Regions from separate parts of the Homo sapiens genome. Here regions 2 and 3 are each linked to region 1. A link is a loop called in an ENCODE intact Hi-C map of the cell type or tissue named here. Cell type or tissue: heart right ventricle. All regions are shown on one strand. Links, peaks and the distances in the headings refer to the core of each region. The heading gives the core; the rest is flanking DNA. Region 1 overlaps OGDH (oxoglutarate dehydrogenase). Region 2 overlaps PPIA (peptidylprolyl isomerase A). Region 3 has its middle 19 kb from the start of PPIA.

Region 1 (5,329 bases), core at 330-5,329:
ACAGTGGTGAACATTGGAGAGGGCAGCTGAGACCTCAACCTTGCAAAATGGGTTTCTTTCTGTGAGGTTCTAGCAGTAAGGCATGTTATGATCACTGACTTCCTGCTGCAGGCCCTTCTTTACATGCTGAAGCCCAAGATGGGCAATGCTGGCTTCAATACCAGCTGAGATTGTTCAGGGCTCTCTTATGTGTCAGGCTCTGATACACCATTTTTTTTTTAATCTCATCAGTGTCTGACTATTTCTGATCATTTCTTTAGTCAGTGTGAGAAGGGAGATTATGTAAAAGCCATTAAACATAAATATAGAGTTAGATTTTGCTAATATTTTCTTTATCTCTTTACTGCTTTGACTCATTGCTCATGAGGTAGTGTGGCATCAGGAAGATCTGTAGAAGGAGAGGAAGTAACTTCTTAGCTGAGTCTCTTATTTCTTTTAGAACATACTTAGAAATTCCCTTCCAGAAATTTCACCTAAGGAAGCCATCTGATGGTAAATATTTTTTCATAAGACTCTTTGTCTGCCAGATGCAATGGCTCAAACCTGTTCCCAATACTTTGGGAGGCCAAGGCAAGAGGATTGCTTGAGCTCAGGAGTTCAAGACCAGCCTGGGCAACAAAGTGAGACCCTGTCTCTACACAAAACAAAACAAAACAAAAATTAGCCAGGCGTGGTGGTACACATCTGTAGTCCCAGCTACTGAGGAGGCTGAGGCAGGAGGATTGCTTGAGCCCGGGAGGTCAAGGCTGCAGTGAGCCGTGATCACACCACTACGTTCCAGCCTGGGCAACAGAGTGAGACCTTCTCTCAAAAAAAAAAAAAAAAAAGGTTTTTGTCAAAACCATATTTGCGCTACCACAAAGTTAGGAAACAAACCTATGTCCAACAGCAGAAGCGTCTTTGCATAAAATTTGGCAAAGCCATAGGAAGGGATATTAAACAACCACTAAAAAAGATTAATATCCTAGGGAATGGCCGGGCACAGTGGCTCACGCCTGTAATCCCAGCACTTTGGGAGGCCGAGGCGGGGGATCACAAGGTCAGGAGATTGAGACCATCCTGGCTAACACCATGAAACCCCATCTCTACTAAAAAAAAAAAATACAAAAAATTAGCCAGGCATGGTGGCAGGCACCTGTAGTCCCAGCTACGCAGGAGGCTGAGGCAGGAGAATGGTGTGAACCCGGGAGGTGGAGCTTGCAGTAAGCAGAGGTGCACCACTGCACTCCAGCCTGGGAGTCACAATGAGACTCTGTCTTAAAAAAAAAAAAAAAAAAAAAAAAGTTTGATATCCTGGGGAAATGGTCACAGTATGGTAAATGGAAATTGCAGGATATTAATATGCTGCTAGTAGGAGTGTAAGTAGAACAGCTACTCAGGAGAGCATTTAGAAAAATTTTAAATGCTCATGCCTGTGGCTCAGTTTTCCCTTTCTAGGATTAGATTGCAAAAAAACTCAGCGTTTGAGGGAGAAAATTTGTATAAGGATGTGTACAGCAACATTGTGTTTACCACAAATTGGAAACAAAAGAAATGTCCACCAACAGGAGAATGGATAAATACTCTGTGGGGTATACTGTGTCTGGTTAAGTTTCACTGGAAAGTAGAGACTAAAGGAAGTATAGCTACATGTTTCAACCTGGGTGTATCATAAAAGCAAATGTTAAAAGGCAAACTGCAAAGTTACCAACAAGCCTCAGAAGATACTATATACTGTTTACGGACATATGAAGTACAAATAGCAACTTGTGGCAGTGTCCTCCTCTGATTTAAGGGTAAGGAGGCCTGCGGGCTTGAGCCTCTGTGACAGAAACATTTTGGTCCACTAACAAATATGGCGAAACCGTTGGGATTTGTTCATGTTAGGTGAAGGCGTTAAGGATGAGCAGTGTGGTATTATCATGCTTTGTGTTTGAAATATATCATAAGATAAAAATTTAAATGCAAACCATAAAATTATGAATATATCATTAAATTTTGGTACATCTAACTGGTAGGGAATGTTATGAAGCCTTTAAATTTTCTTTTCTGGCTGGGTACTGTGGCTCACACCTGTAATCCCAGCATTTTGGGAGGCCGAGGCAGAAGGATCACTTGAGCCCCAAAGTTCAAGACCAGCCCGGGCAACATGGCAAGACCCCATCTCTACAAAAAAAATTTAAAAATTAGCTGGGCCTGGTGGTGCACACCTATAACACCAGCTACACAGAAGGCTGGCATGAGAGGTGAGCTACGATTGCACCACTGCACTCCAGTCTGGTTGACAGACCATGACTCTCTCTTTAAAAAAAAAAAAAAAATTCTTGCTGGGCGTGGTGGCTCACTCCTGTAATCCCAGCACTTTGGGAGGCTGAGGCAGGTGGATCACAAGGTCAGGAGTTCAAAATCAGCCTGGCTAACATAGTGAAACCCCGTCTCTACTAAAAATAACAAAAATTAGCCAGGCATGGTGGTGCGTGCCTGTATTCCCAGCTACTGGGGAGGCTAAGGCAGGATAATCGCTTGAACCCGGGAGGTGGAAGTTGCAGTGAGCTGAGATCACGCCATTGCACTCTGCTTGGGCAACAGAGTGAGACTTCGTCTCAAAAAAAAAAAAAAATTCTTAGGCTGGGCACAGTGCCTCACTCCTATAATAACACTTCGGGAAGCCGAGACAGGAGGATTACTTAGGCCCAGGAGTTTGAGGCCAGCCTGGGCAACATGGTGAGACCCTATCTCTACAAAAAATAAAAAGAATTAATCAAAATAATAGAAATAATAAGATCCCAAATTTAAGTATTTATTTACATATATATGCATACAAAGAAAATAATCTGGAAAGGAAAACATCAGAATATTTACCCCATAGCCTGTGGAATTATAGGTAACTTAATTTAACTTTTCATACTATGTCTTTTAAATTCTCTATGTTAAATATATATGGATTTTGTTATCAGAATAGGAAAAAACAAAGGAAAAGAAAAAGTGTAAACAGCCATTTTGGGGTACGTACTCAGAGTAGCCAGATGGCAAGTGCATGCCATGCCCGGCCTCAGCCCCGCCCTCTGGTCCCTGTGCCGGCTGTGCCAGGTGCCCTCTTGCTAGGCTACATGTTCCTTGCAGATCGGCTTCACCACCGACCCTCGGATGGCCCGCTCCTCCCCCTACCCCACTGACGTGGCCCGAGTGGTGAATGCCCCCATTTTCCACGTGAACTCAGATGACCCCGAGGCTGTCATGTACGTGTGCAAAGTGGCGGCCGAGTGGAGGAGCACCTTCCACAAGGACGTGGTTGTCGATTTGGTGAGTGACTCTGGGGACAGCACGTCCTGGGCAGAGCATCTGACCCACCCCTCTTGCCCTCGGCACCCCTGTGTCCCAAGGAGAGGAGCTTGTCTAGATGAGTCACCTCAGGGCTCTCTACTGCCAGGCCTCATGCTGGTTCCTTTGAGCTCCAAATAGTTCAGGCCTGTAAGCACCAAGGAATGCTTCCCAGGCAGGAGCTGTGGTGGTGAGGAGGGCCACTCCTCATTGACAGAGCAGCTCTACTGTGTGAAGGAGAGATACACAGAATCCTAATTCTAGAGAAGGTAAACTCCAGGGCAGGCATGAGGAATGAAGAACGTGGCCATCACCTAGGAGAGATGGGGCAGGTGCCTGAACAGCACTTCTTCCCAAGGGGCCAGCCCTTGTCTCTGACATCCTCTCACTGCTCTGAGCAGGTGTGTTACCGGCGCAACGGCCACAACGAGATGGATGAGCCCATGTTCACGCAGCCGCTCATGTACAAGCAGATCCGCAAGCAGAAGCCTGTGTTACAGAAGTACGCTGAGCTGCTGGTGTCGCAGGGTGTGGTCAACCAGCCTGAGTATGAGGTACGTCCCTGCGGCTCTATCCCAGTGCGCCTTTCCAGGGCTGGCGATGACTAGAAAAGGTGGGCCACAGGGCCAGTTCTCACTTTTGCCAGTTATGAGGATACACGTGAGAGGATGTGAAATATTTACAACTACAGCATTTCAATGCATAACTTTTTGGAGAATCTGGGCCACTGAGATGCTTTATAAAGGAAGTGGGCCTTAAACAGTGTTTTGGGGAAGGGAAGGGGATGTTTTCAGGTTGAGGTAGTAGCAGCCCAGTAGGTTTTCTCAGATTTCACAAATTGTGCATGGTTGAGAGGTGGGTGGTGGATCCAGCTTGGTAAGGGGCCTGTTGTAATCTGGATAGTAAGTGCTGGTTGGTTGTGAGTGGGAAGGCCAAGCAGCTGCCCTAGAGAGGGAGAGGGTGGGTGTGAGGAGCTATATCTGAGCATGGGAACAGGACAGATCCCAGATCAGAACAACCTGATAGCCTGTAGCCTATGCTGGAGACAGAGCTTTGTGAACCAGTTTTTTTTTTGTTTTGTTTTGTTTTTTGAGACGGAGTCTAGCTCTGTCACCCAGGCTGGAGTGCCGTGGCATGATCTTAGCTCACTGCAACCTCCACCTCCTTACTTCAAGCAGTTTTCATGTCTCAGCGTCCCAAGTACCTGGGATTACAGGTGCGAGCCACCACGCCTAGCTAATTTTTGTATTTTTAGTAGAAACAGGGTTTCCCCGTGTTGGCCAGGCTGGTCTTGAACTCCTGACCTCAAGTGATCTGCCTGTCTTGGCCTCCCAAAGTGCTGGGATTATAGGCATGAGCCACTGCGCCTGGCCTGGACCAGTTCTTAAGAAAAAATGTGGTGGGCTGGGCGTGGTGGCTCATGCCTGTAATTGCAGCACTTTGGGAGACTGAGGCAGGTGGATCATGAGGTCAAGAGATCGAGACCATCCTGGCCAACATGGTGAAACCCCGTCTACTAAAAATACAAAAATTTGCTGGGCGTGGTGGCACGCACTTGTAGTCCCAGCTACTCAGGTGGCTGAGGCAGGAGAATCGCTTGAACCCGGGAGGCGGAAGTTGCAGTGAGGCAAGATCGCGCCATTGCACTCCAGCCTGGTGACAGAGCATGACTCCGTCTCAAAAAAAAAAAAAAAAAGTGGTGAAGGGTTAGGGGTTCAAACTCCGAGCAGAATCTCTACCCAGCAAATGTGAGGAAGAAACTTTTGGGAGTGAAAAGAATAAAATCTTAGAAAGGTGTTATGCCTATTGAGAAGGAGCAGGCCCAGAGGCTGAGATGTTTTGCATCCACGAAGTGTGGGACTATGGGTGGGCATGCACGGGAGTTGTGCCAGGGGTATGGTTGGGCTTGCGTGGTGGCTGTCAGAAAGTGTGGGGGTACAGGTGGGCGTGTGCAGTAGTCATGCCCTGTGCCAGTCACGCTGTGTTGTGCCCAACCCTCCAGGAGGAAATTTCCAAGTATGATAAGATC
Region 2 (5,341 bases), core at 136-5,135, 110 kb after region 1:
AAAGGGATACCCTTCCCACTAAGGACTTGGTTTCTCAGGAAATTATATGTACAGTGCTTGCTGGCAGTTAGATGTCAGGACAATCTAAGCTGAGAAAACCCCTTCTCTGCCCACCTTAACAGACCTCTAGGGTTCTTAACCCAGCAATCAAGTTTGCCTATCCTAGAGGTGGCGGATTTGATCATTTGGTGTGTTGGGCAATTTTTGTTTTACTGTCTGGTTCCTTCTGCGTGAATTACCACCACCACCACTTGTGCATCTCAGTCTTGTGTGTTGTCTGGTTACGTATTCCCTGGGTGATACCATTCAATGTCTTAATGTACTTGTGGCTCAGACCTGAGTGCAAGGTGGAAATAAACATCAAACATCTTTTCATTATCCCTAGTATTTCTTATTCCATTAATTAACAGAATAGCCTCACCACGTTGTCATTAACTGCTTTTATTCATCCAAGTATTTAACTTTTTTTTTCTTTTTTATTTGAGACAGTTTGGCTCTTGTTGCCCAGGCTGGAGTGCAATGGCACTATCTCCACTCACTGCATCCTCTGCCTCCCAGGTTCAAACGATTCTCCTGTCTCAGCTTCCAGAGTAGCTGGGATTACAGGTGTATGCCACCACACCCAGCTAATTTTTTGTATTTTTAGTAGAGTAGGGGTTTACCATGTTCATGGCCAGGCTGGTCTCAAACAGACCTCAGGTAATCCGCCCGCCTTGGGCTCCCAAAGTGCTAGGATTTCAGGCGTGAGCCACCGCGTCCAGCCCCATTCCTTTTTTTTTTTTTTTTTTAATTTCTCCAGTGCCCAGCGTGATCCCTGACATCTGGTATTAGAGTTCAATACTTGGGCCGGGCCTCGGTAATCCCAGCACTTCGGGAGGCCAAGGCAGGCAGATTACCTGAGGTCAGTAGTTTGAGACCAGCCTGGCCAACGTAGAGAAACTCCATCTATTAAATATGCAAAAATTACATGGTCATGGTGGTGCATTTCTGTAATCCCAGCTATTTGGGAGGCTGAGGCAGGAGAACTGCTTGAAACCAGAAAGCACAATGAGCCAAGATCGTGCCACTGCACTCCAGCCTGGGAGACAGAATATGAGAGACTCTGTCCCAAAAAAAAAAAAGGTCCGGCTGTGGTGTCTCATACCTGTAATCCCGGCACTTCGGGAGGCCAAGGCCTGAGGACCTTGAGCCAAGGAGTTTGAGACCAGCCTGGGCAATATAGGGGGACCCTGACTCTACAAATAAGAAAATAAGCTGGGATGCCAGGTGTGGTGGCTCACTCCTGTAATCCCAGCACTTTGGGAGGCCGAGGTGGACGGATCACCTGAGGTCAGGAGTTTGAGACCAGCCTGGCCAACCTGGTGAAACCTCATCTCTACTAAAAATACAAAAAAAAATTAGCCAGGCATAGTGGCAGGCACCTGTAATCCTAGCTACTTGGTAGGCTGAGGCAGGAGAATCCTTGAACCTGGGAGGTGGAGGTTGCGGTGAGCTGAGATTGGGCCATTGCACTCCAGCCTGGGGGACAAGAGTGAGACTTTGTCTCAAAAAAGAAAGCTGGATGTGGATGCATATGCCTGTGGTCCCAGCTACTCAGGTGTCTGAGGTGGGAGGATCCCTTGTGCCTGGGAGGTCGAGGGTGCAGTGAGCTGTGGTAGCACTCCAGCTGGGTGACAGAGAAAGACCCAGTATCAAAAAAAAAAAGTCTTGCTATGTTGTCCAGGTTAGTCTGAAAAACTGGCCTCGGCCGGGCACGGTGTCTCACACTTGAAATCCCAGCACCTTCGGAGTCTGAGGTGAGCGGGTCACGGGGTCAGGAGATGGAGACCATCCTGGCTAACACAGTGAAACCCTGTCTCTACTAAAAATACAAAAAGTTAGCCGGGCATGGTGGCAGGTGCCTGTAGTCCCAGCTACCTGGGAGGCTGAGACAGGAGAATGGTGTGAACCTGGGAGGCAGAGCTTGCAGTGAGCCAAGATCATGCCACTGCACTCCAGCCTGGGTGACAGAGTGAGACTCTTGTCTCAAAGAAAAAAACAAAAAACTGGCCTCAAGCAATCCTCCTGCCTCCATTTCCCAATGTGCTTGGGTTACAGGTGTGAGCCACCATGCCCAACCACTGGGAAGATAATTATGTGCCAAAGTAGACAATTTCCTCCCTCAACAGACCTTTTGAAAGGAAGGCCGGGCCAGGCATGGTGGCTCATGCCTGTAATCCCAGCACTTTGGGAGGCCAAGGCGGGTGGATCACCTGAGGTCAGGAGTTAGCAACCAGCCTGACCAACGTGGTGAAACTACGTCTCTACTAAAAATACAAAAAATTAGCCTGTAATCCCAGCTACTGCGGACGTGGACATTGCAGTGAGCCGAGACCGCACCATTGCACTCCAGCCTGGGCAAAAGAGCAAAATGCTGTCTCAAAAAAAAAAGAAAAAGGAAAGTGAGTCAGATGCCAAGCTGGTATTGCGGCATCAGCTTGTGTAGTAAGATTTGACCTGGTCAGAAAGGTCTCAAATGGCTACCCTGAGAAAGAAGTGGAGCTTGGAAGAAAGGTAACCAGGAAAACCCATCATTTTTCTGCTGGTTGGAGGCTCTCATGGAAACCCTTAGGAAACTTACAAGCTGAGAGGCGGGAGTTTGCCTAGACCACACTGTGAGTTTGCTGTATATATCCACGCCTTACACAGTGAATAAGAAGATACTCAGGGCCGGGCACAGTGGCTCAGACCTGTAATCCCAGCACTTTGGGAGGCTGAGGCGGGTGGATCACCTGAGTCCAGGAATTCGAGACCAGCCTGACCAACATGGTGAAACTCCGTCTCTACTAAAAATACAAAAATTAGCCAGGCATGGTGGCATGCGCCTGTAATCCCAGCTACTTAGGAGGCTTGAGGCAGGAGAATCGCTTGAACCTGGGAGGTGGAAGTTGCAGTGAGCCGAAATTGGCCCCATTGCACTCCAGCCCGGATGACAGAGACTCCGTCTCAAACAAAAAAAAAGATACTTGCCCCAGCGTGGTGGCTCACGCCTGTAATCCTAACGCTTTGGAAAGCTGAGGCAGGCAGATCACCTGAGATCAGGAGTTTGAGACCACCCTGGACAACATGGTGAAACCCCGTCTCTACTAAAAATACAAAAATTAGCTGGGCGTGGTGGCACGCCCCTGTAATCCCAGCTACTTGGGAGGCAGAGGCACCAGAATCACTTGAACCCGGGAGGCAGAGGTTGCAGTGAGCGGAGATTGTGCCACTGCACTCCAGACTTGGGTGACAGAGCAAGACTCCAGCTCAAAAAAAAAAACCAAAAAACTAAAAACTCTGCTTCTCAGAGTTGTGGGGATTAGATATGAAGTACTTAGAAGAGTGGTTAGCACATGGTACATGCATGAACAGTTCTGTTAGTGTGTAAACACCCAGCAGGGATTTGTCTAGCTTTTCACCAGTGTATCCCAGTACCTAGGCTAAAGCTTGGTTCAGAGAAGGCTCAGAAGAAATATCACAGTAACTGTGTGATAGACCCCTTCTGATCCCTTTACAAATATTCTAGGCTGGGCATGGTGGCTCACGCCCGTAATCCCAGCACCCAGGAGGCCAATGCAGGCAGATCGCTTGAACCCAGGTGTTCAAGACCAGCCTGTGCAACATGGTGAAACTCTGTCTATATTAAAAACAGAAAAATTACCCAGGCGGCCGGGCATGGTGGCTCATGCCTGTAATCCCAGAACTTTGGGAGGCCAAGGCGGGTGAATCACGAGGTCAGGAGTGCGAGACCAGCCTTGCCAACATGATGAAACCCAATTTATAGAGGTGGGGATAAGGGACCATCTTTAAGAGTTGCCTACCACAAGTCTATAAAATACAGTTTAAAGACCAGAAATAAAAAGAACCCCAGCATATCTACTAGTATCCCAGAAATGCCCTTTGCAAGCCCTCTTCAGTTGCACGCTCTTTCCTCTTCAGAGGGAACCATGATTCCAATTTTTTTTTTTTTTTTTGAGATGAAGTTTTGCTCTTGTTGCCCAGGCTGGAGTGCAATGATGCAATCTCGGCTCACCGCAACCCTCCGCCTCCCAGGTTCAAGCGATTCTCCTGCCTCAGCCTCCCGAGTAGTTGGGATTACAGGCATGTGCCACCATGCCCGGCTAATTTTGTATTTTTAGTAGAGACTGGGTTTCTCCATGTTGGTCAGGCTGGTCTCGAACTCCCTACCTCAGGTGATCCTCCTGCCTCGGCCTCCAAAAGTGCTGGGATTACAGGCGTGCTCAGCCCATGATTCCAATTTTTGTGTTCATCAATCTCTAGCACCTGTGTCCCTAAAAACATATTGAGAAAAAGTGAGAAGCAAGCACAAACCTAATTGTGCAAAGAAAGGTCGAAATTGCCACTATTATGAGGCAGGCTCCCAGGAGAAGGCAAGTTGAGCAGGCTGGGTTAGAGTGTGGCCTCAGGGTCTTTGAGAACACAAGAACTATTTCTGGGAAAGTCAGCCAATGCCTTTCTCCACCTCAGAAAATCTGTAAAATCTATAATATCTGGTTCACAGTCAGATGTTCCCCCTTGTTCTTATAATGTGTTTTTATGTTTATTGCTTTTTAAAATTCTTTTTCAGTCCAGGTACGGTGGCTCATGCCTGTAATCTCAGCACTTTGGGAGGCCGAGGTGGGCAGATCACTTGAGGTCAGGAGTTCGAGACCAACCTGGCCAACATGGTGAAATTCCATCTCTACTCAAAATACAAAATTAGCCAGGCATGGTGGTGCATGTCTGTAATCCCAGCTACTCAGGAGGCCGAGGCAGGAAAATCGCTTGAACCTGGGAGATGAAGGCTGCAGTGAGCCAAGATCGTACCATTGCACCCCAGCCTGGGCAACAGAGCGAGACTCTGTCTCAAAATAAATAAATAAATAAAATTCTATTTCAGGGTTAATAGGTGCAGCAAACCACCATGGCACACATATACCTATGTAACAAACCCGCATGTTCTACACATGTATTCCATATTTTTATTATTTTTTTTTTGAGATAGAGTTTCGCTCTTGTTACCCAGGCTGGAGTGCAATGGCACAATCTCAGCTCATTGCAACCTCCACCTCCTAGGTTCAAGTGATTCTCCTGCCACAGCCTGCCAAGTAGCTGGGAGGCACCACCATGCCCAGCTAATTTTTGTATTTTTAGTAGAGATGGGGTTTCACTATGTTGATCAGGCTGACCTCGAACTCCTGACCTCAGGTGATCTGCCCACCTCGGCCTCCCAAAGTGCTGGGATTACAGGTGTGAGCCACCATGCCTGGCCTGTTTTTTTTTTTTTTTTTTTTTTTTTTGAAGAAATAAAAAAAAATTC
Region 3 (5,341 bases), core at 140-5,139, 120 kb after region 1:
TTCTTAAAAAGGTCACTTTGACTGAAGTCTGTTGAGGATAGACTATGTGGCGGAGTGAAATCTGGAGACTACTGCATCATCCAGGAGTGAGGAAAGGGGCTTGGGCCAGGATAGTAATGTCAGTGGTGAAAAGTAAATCTGCTTTAATGACAGGATTACTTTAAATGAAAGAGGAGGATATGATGGCTTATGCCTGTAGTCCTAGCTACTCAGGAAGCTGAGGCAGGAGGATTGGTTGAGCCCAGGAGGTCATGGCTGCAGTGAGCCATGATTGCACCACTGCACTCCAGCCTGGACAACAGAGCAAGACTGTCTCAAAAAAAATACGGCAGGGCGCAGTGCTTCACGCCTGTAATCCCAGCACTTTGGGAGGCCATGGCAGGCGGATCACCTGAGGTTGGGAGTTTGAGACCACCAGCCTGACCAACATGGAGAAACCCCGTATCTACTAAAAATATAAAATTAGCCGGGCATGGTGGCACATGCCTGTAATCCCAGCTACTCGGGAGGCTGAGGCAGGAGAATCACTTGAACCTGGGAGGTGGAGGTTGCAGTGAGCCAAGATCGCGCCATTGCACTCCAGCCTAGGCAACAAGAGCGAAACTCCATCTCAAAATAAATAAATAAATAAATAAATAAATATATATACACACACATATATTAATATAAAATATAAATAAATGCAAGAGGAAATGAGATTGGTTATCTTTAGAACCTTAAATTCTGAAATACTATTTTTTCTCCTTCATGTTTTAAATTTTCTTGCTTTGTTTGAATCAATGGTTATGTACAAATGCAATTTTAGGAAACAGTATAAATATTCATCATAGGGGACTGGCTAAACAAATTACAGTTCTCTATTAATTTATTATTTTATATTATTTTATTTTATTTTATTTTTTGAGATGGAGTCTCACTCTGTCTCCCAGGCTGGAGTGCAGTGGTGTGATCTCAGCTCACTGCAACCTCCACCTCCCCGGTTCAAGCAATTCTCCTACCTCAGCCTCCTGAGTAGCTGAGATTACAGATGCCCGCCACCATGCCCAGCTAATTTTTGTAATTTTAGTAGAGACGGGGTTTCACCATGTTGGCCAGGCTGGTCTCGAACTCCTGACCTCAGGTGATCTGCTCACCTCAGCCTCCCACAATGCTGGGATAACAGGCGTAAGCCACCGCGCCCCGCCTATTAATTTATAATAGCCTTACAGATCCACTGCTTCCTTTTACTGCCCTGAACTCAAATTATGGGTGTGACTTTCTTACAACATTTTTAAAGATCAGTAAGGTCTAACTAGACAATAAAGGACAAAGGAAAGGGAAATCCCTGATGATGAAATAATATGTGTTTCACTCTGTATTATTATTATTATTATTATTATTATTTTTGAGAGGGAGTTTCACTCTTGTTGCCCAGGCTGGAGTGCAATAGCGTGATCTTGGCTCACCGCAACCCCCGCCTCCTGGGTTCAAGCGATTCTCCTGCCTCAGCTTCCCGAGTAGCTGGGATTACAGGCATGCGCCACCACACCCAGCTAATTTTGTATTTTTAGTAGAGACGGGGTTTCTCCATGTTGGTCAGACTGGTCTCGAACTCCTGATCTCAGGTGATCTGCCTGCCTCAGCCTCCCAAAGTGCTGGGATTACAGGCGTGAGCCACTGTGCCTGGCATGTTTCACTCTGTAAATGCTTGGGTCTCTAAGATCACTGGAGAGGGTACAGTGAGAGGTCGAGTCCATCCTGCTGTAACTGCTTGTAGCAAGGAGTGCAGTTTAGGTGTCTTTCAGTATCTCAGGTGACACCAGCTGACTTCCAGAAGTGATGAACAACTCAACAAAATTCCAAACAATGAAGGTGAAGTTCATGCTTTGGCCAGGCACAGTGGCTCATGCCCGTAATCACAGCACTCTGGGAGGCCAAGATGGGAGGATCACTTGAGGCCAGGAGTTCAAGACCAGCCTGGTCAACATAGGGATACCCCATCTCCAAAGAAAAAAATTTATAAAAGTAAATAAGTAAAATAAAGTTCATTCTTCTCTCTGATTACACAGCAGTTTACAGGCCTGGAGAATGTCAGGGATGTTAAAACTTTTAACAAGCAAAACTACAACCAAACCCCTTTGTGTTTATATGTAAAATAGAGTTCTAGACTTAGGCAATGATAAATGAGTTATTCATGTACATGAACATCTGGCTGGACATTTCAGTCATGTGGACAGTGCCATGCATGACAAGATGTGCAACATCTCCCCAACCACTGTTGGAGGCCCACAAATCTTCAAAGTGCCTCCTGGAGGCACTGCTGTCCTGCTGAAACCACCAACATGACGAGATAGAAGTAATTGTTAAAAGACCAGTGTAGGCTGGGTGCTGTGGCTCATGCCTGTAATCTCAGCAGTTTGGGAGGCCAAGGTGGGAGGATCACTTGAGCCTAGGAGTTCGAGACCAGCCTGGGAAACCAAGTGAGATGTTGTCGTAATTTTTTTTTTTTTTTTGAGACGAAGTCTTGCTCTGTCGCCAGGCTGGAGTGTAGTGGCGCATTCTCGGCTCACTGCAACCTCCGCCTCCCGGGTTCAAGCGATTCTTCTGCCTCAGCCTCCCGAGTAGCTGGGACTAAAGAGGCCCGCCACCAGGCCCGGCTAATGTTGTATTTTTAGTAGAGACGTGTTTCACCATGTTGGCCAGGATGGTCTCGATCTATTGACCTCGTGATCTGCCCGCCTCAGCTCCCAAAGTGCTGGGATTACAGGCATGGACCTTGTCTCTATTTTTTAAAAAAAGACCAATGTGCCAGGCATGGTGGCTCACACCTGTAGTTCCAGCACTTTGGGAGGCCAAGGCAGGCGGAAACTCTTCATATGTAATGCAGGTAAAAATAAGTCCTCTCTAGCCACAGTCATTGAGCCTCTACTTGGAGACACCCACTGTGAAACATTTCTTCGCTGTCCTTCCAAGGATATTCTATGCACATGCAAGCATCTCTACTAAAAATATAAAAATTAGCTGAGTATGGTGGCGGGCACCTGTAGTCCCAGCTACTTAGGAGGCTGGAGGCAGGAGAATTGCTTGAACCCAGGAGGCGGAGGTTGCAGTGAGCCGAGATCGTGCCACTGCACTCCAGCCCAGGCGACAGAGCGAGACTCCGCCTCAAAAAAAAAAAAAAAAAAAAAGACAGACGTAAAAAAAAAGAAAGAAAGTAGATAAAGGCCAATGTAGTACATCCTCAAAATAGCCTCAGACAGACGTAGACATAGATTTTGTAAAGTTAGATTTAGAAAAACAAAGAACAGTAGAATGCAATATAACATATGCCACTGTTTTTGTAAAAAGTAAAATTAAATGTATCTTTATGCTTGCATGTGACTATAATATCCTTGGGAGGACAGAGAAGAAATGTTTCACAGTGGGTGTCTCCAAGTAGAGGCTCAAGGACTGTGGCCAGAGGACTTATTTTTACCTGCATTACATATGAAAAATTTCAAAAACATACATTTTAAAATAAATCAGTAGTATGTGGCTCACTCCAAGTGCTTAAACAAATATATTGTTCAAAAATTACTTTTTTTTTTTTTTCTGAGACAGAGTTTTGCTCTTGTCTCACAGGCTGAAGTACAATGGCACTATCTCAGCTCACTACAACCTCTGCCTCCTGGGTTCAAGCGATTCTCCTGCCTCAGCCTTCTGAATAGCTGGGATTACAGGCACCCGCCACCACCCCCAGCTAATTTTTGTATTTTTAGTAGAGACGGCGTTGAGTATAGGTGCACATTACCACACCTGGCTAATTTTTGTATTTTTATTTATTTATTTATTTATTTATTATTTTTATTTTTATTTTTTTCGAGATGGAGTTTTGCCCTGTCGCCCAGGCTGGAGTGCAGTGGCGCAATCTTTGCTCACTGCAACCTTCGCCTCCCAAGTTCAGGCGATTCTCCTGCCTCAGCCTCCTGAGTAGCTGGGATTACAGGCGTGAGCCACCTCGCCTGGCTATTTATTTATTTTTGATACGGAGTCGTGCTCTGTTGCTCAGGCTAGAGTGCAATGGCACAATCTGGGCTCACTGCAACCTGCGCCTCCTGGGTTCAAGTGATTCTCCTGCCTCAGCCTCCTGAGTAGCTGGGATTACAGGTGCCCGCCACCACACCCAGCTAATTTTTTTGTATTTTTAGCAAAGACAGGGTTTCACCACGTTGGCCCAGGCTGATCTTGAACTCCTGACCTCAGGTGATCCACCTGCCTTGGCCTCCCAAAGTGCTGGGATTACAGGTATGAGGCACCATGCCAGGCCATAATTTTCGTATTTTTAGTAGAGATGAGGGGTTTACTATGTTGGCCAGGCTGGTCTTGAACTCCTGGTCACAAGTGATCCTCCCACCTCGGCCTCCCAAAGTGCCAGGATTACAGGTGTGAGCCTCCACATCCAGCCCATTCATTATTACTTTTATTACTTATTAGGCAATTTTCCAAAACAAAAGCTAGAAATCAGGCCAGGCACAGTGGCTCATGCCTGTAATCCCAGCACTTAGTGAGGCTGAGGCAGGAGGATCACTTGAGGTCAGGAGTTCAAGACCAGCCTGGCCAACATGGTGAAACCCCATCTCCACTAAAAATACAAAATTAGCCAGGTGTAGTGGTGGGCGCCTGTAATCCCAGCTACTCAGGAGGCTGAGGCAGGAGAATCACTTGAACCTGGGAGGCAGAGGTTGCAGTGAGCCGAGATCGTGCGACTGCCTTCCAGCTTGGGCGACAGAGCAAGACTCCATCTCAAAAAAAAAAAGAAAAAAGAAAGAAAAAGATCAGGCGAGGTGGCTCACCCCTGTAATCCCAGCACTTTGGGAGGCTGAGGCGGGAGGATCACCTGAGGTAGGGGGTTCGAAACCAGCCTGACCAACATGGAGAAACTCCATCTCTACTAAAAATACAAAATTAGGCAGGCGTAGTGGCGCATGCCTATAATCCCAGCTAGTCTGGAGGCTGAGGCAGGAGAATCGCTTGATCCCAGGAGGCGGAGGTTGCGGTGAGCCAAGATCAAGCCATTGCACTCCAGCCTGGGCAACAAGAGACTCTGTCTCAAAAAAAAAAAAAAAATTAGTCAGGTGTAGTGGTGCATGCCTGTAGTCCCAGCTATTCAGGAGGCTGGCCCAGGAGATGGAGGTTGCAGTGAGCCAAGATTGTTCCACTGCCCTCCAACCTGGGCAACAGAGTGAGATTCTGTCAAAAAAAAAAAAAAAAAAAAAAAAGAAAGCAATTTGTGTTAATCCACTCTTTTTAAATCTGCTTTTCATAGAAAAAACTTTTTTCATATTTATTTCATAATAGATTTACATAATTGCTAACTGAATTG

Evidence for each region. Hi-C counts contacts between places; a loop is a spot of excess contacts. Peaks named below come from ENCODE experiments on the same cell type or tissue, not always from the same donor. Only the 100,000 strongest peaks of a DNase experiment are listed, where the experiment ranks them.
Region 2: a loop joins it to region 1, with 2.6 times the contacts of the local background. A loop is called at or near these places in 7 of 110 quality-filtered maps.
Region 3: a loop joins it to region 1, with 2.3 times the contacts of the local background. A loop is called at or near these places in 2 of 110 quality-filtered maps.

What each region holds. Positions count from the first base shown.
Region 1 is chr7:44,690,723-44,696,051 of GRCh38, forward strand. OGDH (oxoglutarate dehydrogenase) reads left to right here. Exons shown (of 23, transcript NM_002541.4): 11 at 3,103-3,282; 12 at 3,702-3,854; 13 at 5,303-5,329. Among named protein-coding and RNA genes, the nearest start is that of ZMIZ2, 55 kb to the right of the region's middle. In heart right ventricle, for the core only: no CTCF peak of the experiment used is centred there; a DNase peak (open chromatin) is centred at 3,319; H3K27ac peaks cover 2,162 bases.
Region 2 is chr7:44,802,740-44,808,080 of GRCh38, forward strand. It overlaps PPIA (peptidylprolyl isomerase A), which reads left to right. Exons shown (of 5, transcript NM_021130.5): 5 at 1-378. Among named protein-coding and RNA genes, the nearest start is that of PPIA, 8.7 kb to the left of the region's middle. In heart right ventricle, for the core only: no CTCF peak of the experiment used is centred there; no DNase peak of the experiment used is centred there.
Region 3 is chr7:44,812,869-44,818,209 of GRCh38, forward strand. No RefSeq gene overlaps it. Among named protein-coding and RNA genes, the nearest start is that of PPIA, 19 kb to the left of the region's middle. In heart right ventricle, for the core only: no CTCF peak of the experiment used is centred there; no DNase peak of the experiment used is centred there.